Linked DNA regions of Homo sapiens: region 2 is linked to region 1. A link is an interaction called in ENCODE POLR2A ChIA-PET data of the cell type or tissue named here. Cell type or tissue: PC-3. All regions are shown on one strand.

What was found. ChIA-PET counts read pairs that join two places held together with the same protein. Peaks named below come from ENCODE experiments on the same cell type or tissue, not always from the same donor. Only the 100,000 strongest peaks of a DNase experiment are listed, where the experiment ranks them.
Region 2: POLR2A ChIA-PET joins it to region 1 with 5 read pairs; 2 of 35 experiments call an interaction of 5 or more read pairs at or near these places.

Annotation. Positions count from the first base shown.
Region 1 is chrX:8,847,417-8,851,416 of GRCh38, reverse strand. No RefSeq gene overlaps it. Among named protein-coding and RNA genes, the nearest start is that of FAM9A, 48 kb to the right of the region's middle. In PC-3, a CTCF peak has its summit at 1,288; no DNase peak of the experiment used is centred here; H3K27ac peaks cover 3,806 bases.
Region 2 is chrX:8,986,697-8,990,696 of GRCh38, reverse strand. No RefSeq gene overlaps it. Among named protein-coding and RNA genes, the nearest start is that of FAM9B, 45 kb to the left of the region's middle. In PC-3, no CTCF peak of the experiment used is centred here; a DNase peak (open chromatin) is centred at 2,016.

The sequences.
Region 1 (4,000 bases):
ACCATCTGGTATATGCTTTGGAATGAGGAGGAAAAAAAAACAGTGTGGAAATATGCAATAGGATTACGATTTAGGAGGATAAAGCAAAAGTTCCATTTGCCGTTGCGTAGAAGGTCCAGTGAGTGACAAAGACCCCCAAGGTCGTGGAAACGACAGGATTTGGAAGCCAGCATGAATAGCAGTAATCTAGAAAGCCTGGAATATCTCCTTGCTACCTGAGCTGATCTAGCATTCCAAGTGAGCAAGTAGGAATTATGGGAAGGGATTGGAAGGGAAGGTTACTTTAAAGGGAAGCATCTCTTCCAACCACCCATTCTGCTCAGACTACAACTTCTTTTCATTTTAGAAAAGCATTTCTCTTATTCTGTAGCACATGTATGGTTATAAAAAATTAATAACATAGTTTACATTAATTTTGTGCATTTGGTGGTTGCAAACTGAAGTATATGCTTTTTGCAAGATGGTGTATTATTTGCTATTGCTGCATGACAAATGACCACCAACTTAGTGGCTTACAGCAACACCAATTGCTGTCTCACAGTTTCCACGAGTCAGGCATCTGGGAATGGGTTACCTGGGCTCTCTGTTCACTTCTCACCAGGTTGAAACCAAGATGTCAGCTGGACTGTGTCCCTTTCTCGTAATCATGCTCACAGTTTCATTCTCAGCTCACAGCGTTGTTGGCAGAACGCATTTCCCTCTAGCTGTGTGTTTGAGGTTTCTCCTTTCCTGCTGGTCATCTCCCAAGGCCTTATTCAGCTAGTAGCTGCCTGACGCTTCTTGCCACATGGTCCCCATAAGCAGTTTACAACATGGCTGTTTGCTTTCTTTGTTAAGTAGAACAGCTTCTGCTGCTACTTCTTGTCACTTTTAAGGGCTCAGCTGGCTTGATCAGTCCCACCCAGATGATCTTCCTTTTGATTAATTCAGTGCGAGCTGATTAGGGATGGAATCACTGGAGTGGCATCCATCATATTTACTGGTACTGCCTATCCTCAAAGAGAGGGGATTACATAGGGTATATATGCCAGGGGCTGGGAATCTTAGGGTGCATCTTAGAATTCTGCCTGCCTCAGGTAACAAAAAGGGGGAAAATGAGATACAGGTCTGATGGGGAAAGCTGATAGGTTTCATCTTGAAAGCCTGGACATGGCTGCCTGGAGAAGGATCGTGAGACTCTACCAAGGGCTAGAAGGGAAAGTGCAGCAGGGACTGATGGGAGGTGTTGCCTGGCCCACACTTGTCTGTTTTGGTCAATGGTATCAACCTACGGACTGTGCCTCTAGAGGTGTAGCAGAGTTATTGCAAGAAGGATTTGCATGCATATAGGCATCAAAGCAGTTTTTGTAGATTGAATAAATAGTAGATTTTACACACTTGCATAATTTTCAGAGGTATCTTATGGTATATGAGTTTTCTATTGCTGCAGTAACAAATTACCACACACTTAGTGGCTCAAAACAACTCAAATTTCTCACTCTACAATTCTGGGGGTAAGAAGTCTGAAATGGGTCTCAATGAGTTGAAACCTAACTTTGGCAGGGCTGGTTCTTCCTGGAGGCTCCAGGTAAGAATCTGCTTTTCCATGTCTTTCCAACCACTAGGGACTACCCATGTTCCTTGCCCGGCAGCTCCTTCCTCCACCATCAAAGGTGTTAACCTGAAATAAACAAAGGGATCAGAATCCAAATTTAAAGAGTTTATTCAAGAGCAAAGTTCGAATTTGTCCTCTTGGGAAATACAAACTCCAAAGGAGTGGAGTCAGTGCTCAGAGGTGGAGAGGTCAGGGTTTCACACTCATTTAGATAAATACAAAGAAGTTTACCATGATTACAACACTTTCACATAAGACTGGGTTATGAGTTGCAGTAATTTTGATTTGTTACAGCTTATTCCTTTTAAGGAAAGGCATATTTAATAGTCCACATTAAGCCAGACATGGTGGCTTGTGCCTGTAGTCCCAGCTACTCGAGAGGCTGAAGTAGGATTACTTGAGCCTAGGAGTTCAAGGTTGCAGTGAGCTGTGATCACACCCCTGCACTGAGCTACAGAATGAGACTCTGTCTCTAAAAAAAATAATTTTTTAATTTAAAAAAATTCTGTCTTAAGCAATTTGATAGCCACGGGATATTTTGCACCATCTGGTCTGAGTTGTGTGCAAGAAAAGAAAGAAGGCAGTTAATCTATAATAAAAGGTTAGTAATTAAGAGTGAAGGGGTCTTCTCTCTGGTGCCATTTACTCTTTCACAACATTTTACAAAACAAGGAAAACTTAGGAAGAGGGTTAATTTATCATCGGTGAAGCAAAGGTTACAGCTGCTGGCTGCATGACTCAGATCTCACAATCACATTCCTTCAAGCCTCAAAATAATTTAACATTCCAACAGCTTCAATTTGATGAATTTATTTTCACAAAGGGCATCACTTCAATCTCCGCCCCCATCATTATGTCTTCTTTTTCTGACTCTGACCCACTTGCCTCCCTCTAATGAGGACCCCTGTGATTATACTGGTCCATGCAAATAGTCCAGGATCACCTCCCTTACTTAAAGTCAGCTGATTACAGACTTTAACCACAACTACAAAACACCTTTTGCTATACCAAAATAGCAACACCTAGATTGGTGTTTGATTGGATAACTGGGAACTGTAGCCTAACTGCATTGACTTGTAAAACTGAACATCACAGGTGGGATGAACAAAATACAAACTTATTTTTAAAGGTACTGCAGGATTTTTAAGATTATGTACCTTATCAACTGTGACTCATAACTGTGGCCACAGGGGAGTGGCCCTGAATTCTTCCGATGCTGTTCAATTGTATTCATGCTGTAACAGAATGAACAGGGACACTGATCAATGAGAGAAGGAGAGCATTTCCGGGAAAGGTGGAAGCTCCTGAGACCCTAGAATTCGCCATCAAGGCACCAAGGACTCATTCACACACCCCAGAATGGGTAGAAGAGAGGAAGGGAAACAGAGAGATGAGAGGGAGCTGAAGACAAACTTCACCCAACTTGCCATTTTGTAAAGCTTTGTTCCTCCTTCTGTTGCCTTATCCTACTTTATCCTGAATTTTATTTATTTTGGTCTTAGCTCAAAATGCAACATGAGGCTGTCATCAGAAATTTAATGCATTAGCATTCAACGTCTTCTGAAATGTACTGCCTGAAAATCACAAGGAAAATGAGGAGAACAATGATTTTGCCTCCCCTCTACTGAGCAATTAAATGTGAAGAATATGTCATACGCAATGGTGAATGTTGGAATTAATAAGCTGAAATGTCGATGCATGACTATTTGTATACTTGACATCTCATAATTACATCATTTATCATAAAAAATCTGGCAATCTTAAATAGAGAGCATTTATAATTAATTTTCTTGCCCTGGAAAATCCAATTCATTCCACAGTCAAAAAGAGTCAGTGTTAATTTCTTTTCTATCAGCTGCAGGCCACAAGTTAATGTATTAAAATCAGAACATTTACAATAACAGACTAATTAAATTATTTCCTCTACTGTAGCAGAAAAATGCATGGTTCTTATGCTGATAATCAGTCACCACAATAAATGCCATTTAATTCTCCTTGAAAGTCAAATTCTTCCTAATGGCAATTTTAAACTGTCAAGTGGGTTGAGAAATTCAGTTTGTCTGTGTAGTAAAGAATATTGACTTTTGCATATCATTATTGTTAATATTCTTTAAGAGAGACTAATAGGAAACTCATTCAAATAATGTTTGCCAATAAATGAGTTTGAGTCATCAACAAATGAATGAAGCAGACAAAAGTTATCTCAGTTCTACAGAATAATGAGTGCAGATTTTGAAATGTTTGTGCTGATACACTTTCTCTGACAAATATGATCCAGTAAACAAGGTACATATTTCAAAATAGAAACACAGGGCATGACAGCTTTCCAGCTGAGGGCAAGATCTGGGTCACCAGAAGCAAGAGAAGAAATGTGAGTATACTCGTTCTGAATGTTCAAAAATATGG
Region 2 (4,000 bases), 140 kb before region 1:
GCCATATATTATGTCAACTTCCCAGACATAATATACAAGGAAAACACAAGCAGCAAATCTAAATTATCAAATATTGTTGCACTCACATTGCTGATTTAAAAATTGAGATTTAGGGCTGGGCATGGTGGCTCACACCTGTAATCCCAGCACTTCAGGAGGCCGAGGCGAGTGGATCACATGGTCAGGAGATCGAGACCATCCTGGCTAACACGGTGAAACCCTGTCTGTACTAAAAATACAAAAAATTAGCCAGGCGTGGTAGCACACGCCTGTAGTCCCAGCTATTCGGGAGGCTGAGGCAGGAGAATCGCTTGAACCCAGGAGGTGGAGGTTGCAGTGAGCCGAGATCGCACCACTGTACTCCAGCCCGGGTGACAGAGTGAGATTCTGCCTCCAACAAAACAAAAAAACAAACAAAAAAATTTGAGGTTTAGATAGGGAAAAATTAATAATTATGTTTGGCTACTTTTTTGGAAGGGAATGGGGGTCTCATTTTATTGCCGAGGCTGACTTTGAACTCCTGTGGTCAAATGATCCTCCTATCTCAGCTTCCAAAGTAGCTGGGACTACAGGTGTACACCATCACACCCGGCTACTTTTAACTTCTAACCTAACTTAATTTTTCCTGGCTTTTCTGCTACATGTTTATTTTACATAAGTTGGTGTCTAATTAGAAATTTATTGTCCTGTGATTAGAAATACAATTCTGGGAGTAATGGTGCTGACTGTCTTGGAATTGCTGTCCGGACACAAAATCAAATCTGCCTGCCTAAGAACAGACCTAGGAAAAGAACTGATTCCCATATTCCACACCTATAGCAGCAGACAGGTGATCACTCCCATATGTCATTCAAGCAATGGAAAACGTGGTGAGGAGTCCAATAATTCAATGGGGAGATAGAGAATTAATTAAAAAACATCCTTTATCGTTCAGAATTTGGGTAATAATGGGCCAATGCACTGTGATCAATGCTCTTCCGTAATATTTTGCACCTTCCTTTCTAGCGGAGCCATCTAATTAGAGAAGCCATTTAATTCTGTGTTTCACCTGAAGCTTTGGGTGTCAATAAATGCTTTGCTATCCCATGTAATAATAAGTGCCATAATTATTATTATTTACTTCCTAGATGCCGGGTATACACAGACCAGTACATTTACGGCCTACTCCAGATAGTGTCTTTGTATTAGTTTTACATTTGTTACTGATGGCAAGTCAATCTTTATTTAAAACAAAAAATATGAACAAAGACGTACGAGGAGTATCTTTAATGACCATTTTGAAGAATTCATTTACAGAGAAGAAGTTCAAAAGTCTCGTTTAATTACAAAGATCAAAGTAGGTCAATTTTGCAGGCCAAGTCATGCCAGCAAGCCTCCTGCTCAGACGAAACATAATTTCAAAATTCAAAATTTGTATTTCAAGTGTACCAGATAAGATGGCTTTTTATTCTTTTTAAAAGCTTGATATTTGGAGGTTGGTCCAAAATGGCTTACTAGAAGCAGCTAGTGTGTAGCGATCTCATGAAGAGGAAACATAATGGTGAGTAAATACTAGCTCTTCAAGGGAATCATCTGAGACCGTGTCAGGATTTACCAAGGAAGCAAGGCACCCACAGAGAACAGAAAGGACTGAAGCTGGGCAGCCACCCGCCCAGGACTAGTGCGCACCAGTGAGAAACTCCCTACCATGGGGAAAAGGTGAGTGAGGGAGAGTGCCCGGGAGATTCACACTTCCAACAGGGACCTTTGCAACCCTGGGCATGGCAGAATCCCCCTAACTCCAGCCCCGGGCCTCTAGACCGACACAGAGAGCTGCTGGGAGTCTTTGCAGAGGTGCTGCTCAAGCCCACATGGAGCCCCACAGGTCCTGGATCCCTGAGCAGCCCAGTTCAGTGCAATAATCCTGCTAGAGGCTGCAGCCACAGTGTCGTCAGAAGGCTGTGCTCCTCCTCCACAGGCAAAGTTCCCATCAGGGCTTCCAGCACAGCAACTCCGCCCCAGCCTGAACTCTTCAGACAGGCACAGCTCTGCCCTTCTCTTGGAACTACTCAGTTTGTAAACCATGTGACTCACCCCACCCACCCTCACTGCTCTAAGCCAGGCAAGCCTCAGCTTGGGCTTCCAGTGCAGGGACCTTGTCCCCACCTGAACACCGTGGTGGATCGTGGCTCTGCTTTCATCAGGGGAAAACTCCTAGTGGTAACAGAATATGCTTGGCATCTTTGCATGCCTGCAGCTGTGAAGTTCAGCATTATTTGGGTGGGAGGGAAGTGCAAGTGTGCCGTGTGCCCAACAGCTGCCAGTCTCCGTTGCCCCAGCTGAGGGGTCCTGCCCTCTCCAGTGAAAGGCTCACAGCACAGCTCTCTTGTCCCCATTGAACAGTTCACCTATGGCCCAGAGCCCTTATGAAAACCCAACTCTGACACGCCTGTAATGTTCCCTCAGGCTCTCGCCACTGAAGCATTCTACCTACCCTGCCTAAGAGTTTGCCTGGTGACCTAGGGACCAGCCCACTCCATCACAGCCAGCACCTGAATTCTGGGCTACCCTGACTCCGGTCCTGCCCCTTAGGAGTCACACATGCTGTCCAGTAGGCCATCTAGGGGCTTGGGAGCTGGGGAACTACCTACCCTGTTCCAACTTTTCCGGCACCTGACCACTTCCCCCAGGGCCTAAGCTCAGGCCGATCCAACCAGCTGACAACACCATGACCAACACCCACTGACATGGGCCCCAAAGTGGCACCACCACAACAAATACGTACATGCACAAGCCCACAGGTGGTGTCTCCTGTTTACAGGAAGCAGCAGTACTGCCACATCAGAGAACAGGTGAGCCTTAAAGCTGTCTGTATCAGGTTGAGTGACAAGGTTATGACCTGAAACTGCTCCCATGGAGAGTTGCAAAACAAGTGTTCCCCCGTGGCTGTCAACCACATTGCAGTCTGGAGATAGACTAGAGTGTGCATCTGAACTAGGAGTCATGAGCCCTGAAACAGGGGTGTGATAAGGAAACAAATCACATTTCTGCTTATTTAGGAGAAAGAGCCAGTACAGCCCCCTCACCTCCCTGCAGAGACCTCAACACACTTCACCAGGGGCTCCTCCCAGCCACCCCTATTACTACTGGTGCCTGCACTCATCATTGGGATATTCGTGGGCAAGCCAGGGCCCCCAGATCTGCTCAGTGGTGTCCCACCAACCCTGCAGAAGAGGACCGGACAGCCCACTGTAGAGACCTTGCATGATTTCTGAAAATTATGTATGAAATTATTATTTTTGCTCCTTTAATAATAAGTTGTTTTCCGCCTGTAGCTTTTTTGAAATTTTCTGTTTATATGATTTAATTTGAACATAATACAGGTAGGCTTAAATGTTTTGGTCTTTAATTTGATTGGTGTTTTCTGAGCTTACTTGATCTGTTTGTTATTTAGATTTGATATACTTGTTATTAATTTTGGGAAAGTCATTCTGGCTTCAAATATATATATTTTTCCATTTCTTCATCTCTTTCTTCTCTCTCAATCTTTCCACTCTTCATATGTTACAATTTTTTAATTTTCCTACAGTTTTTAGATACTCCATTCTATTTTTTTCTTATTTTTTTCTCTTCGTTGTTTAGTGTGAGAAATTTCTATTGGGTTCTTCAAGCTTAGTAATTCTTTTTGTTGTTGTTGTCTCCAGTCTGTTGCTGAGTCTATCAAATGCATTTTTATTTCTGTTATTTACTTTTTAAAAATTTCTATTTTCTTTTCAATTATAGAGGTTTCACTTTTCTGCTAAGTTACAATTTGTTTCTGCACATTTTCAAACATTTTTCATTACAGCCTTTATTGTATTAATTATAGTCATTTAAAACTTTTAGTATACTAATTCCAACATTGCTATCATTATATGAGTCTAGTTCTGAGGCCTGTCTTTCAAGCTGCGTTTTTTTTCTCCCTTAGTGTGCCTCGTAACTTTGTGTTGCAAACCAGATGTGGTGTACTGTGTAAAGGGAG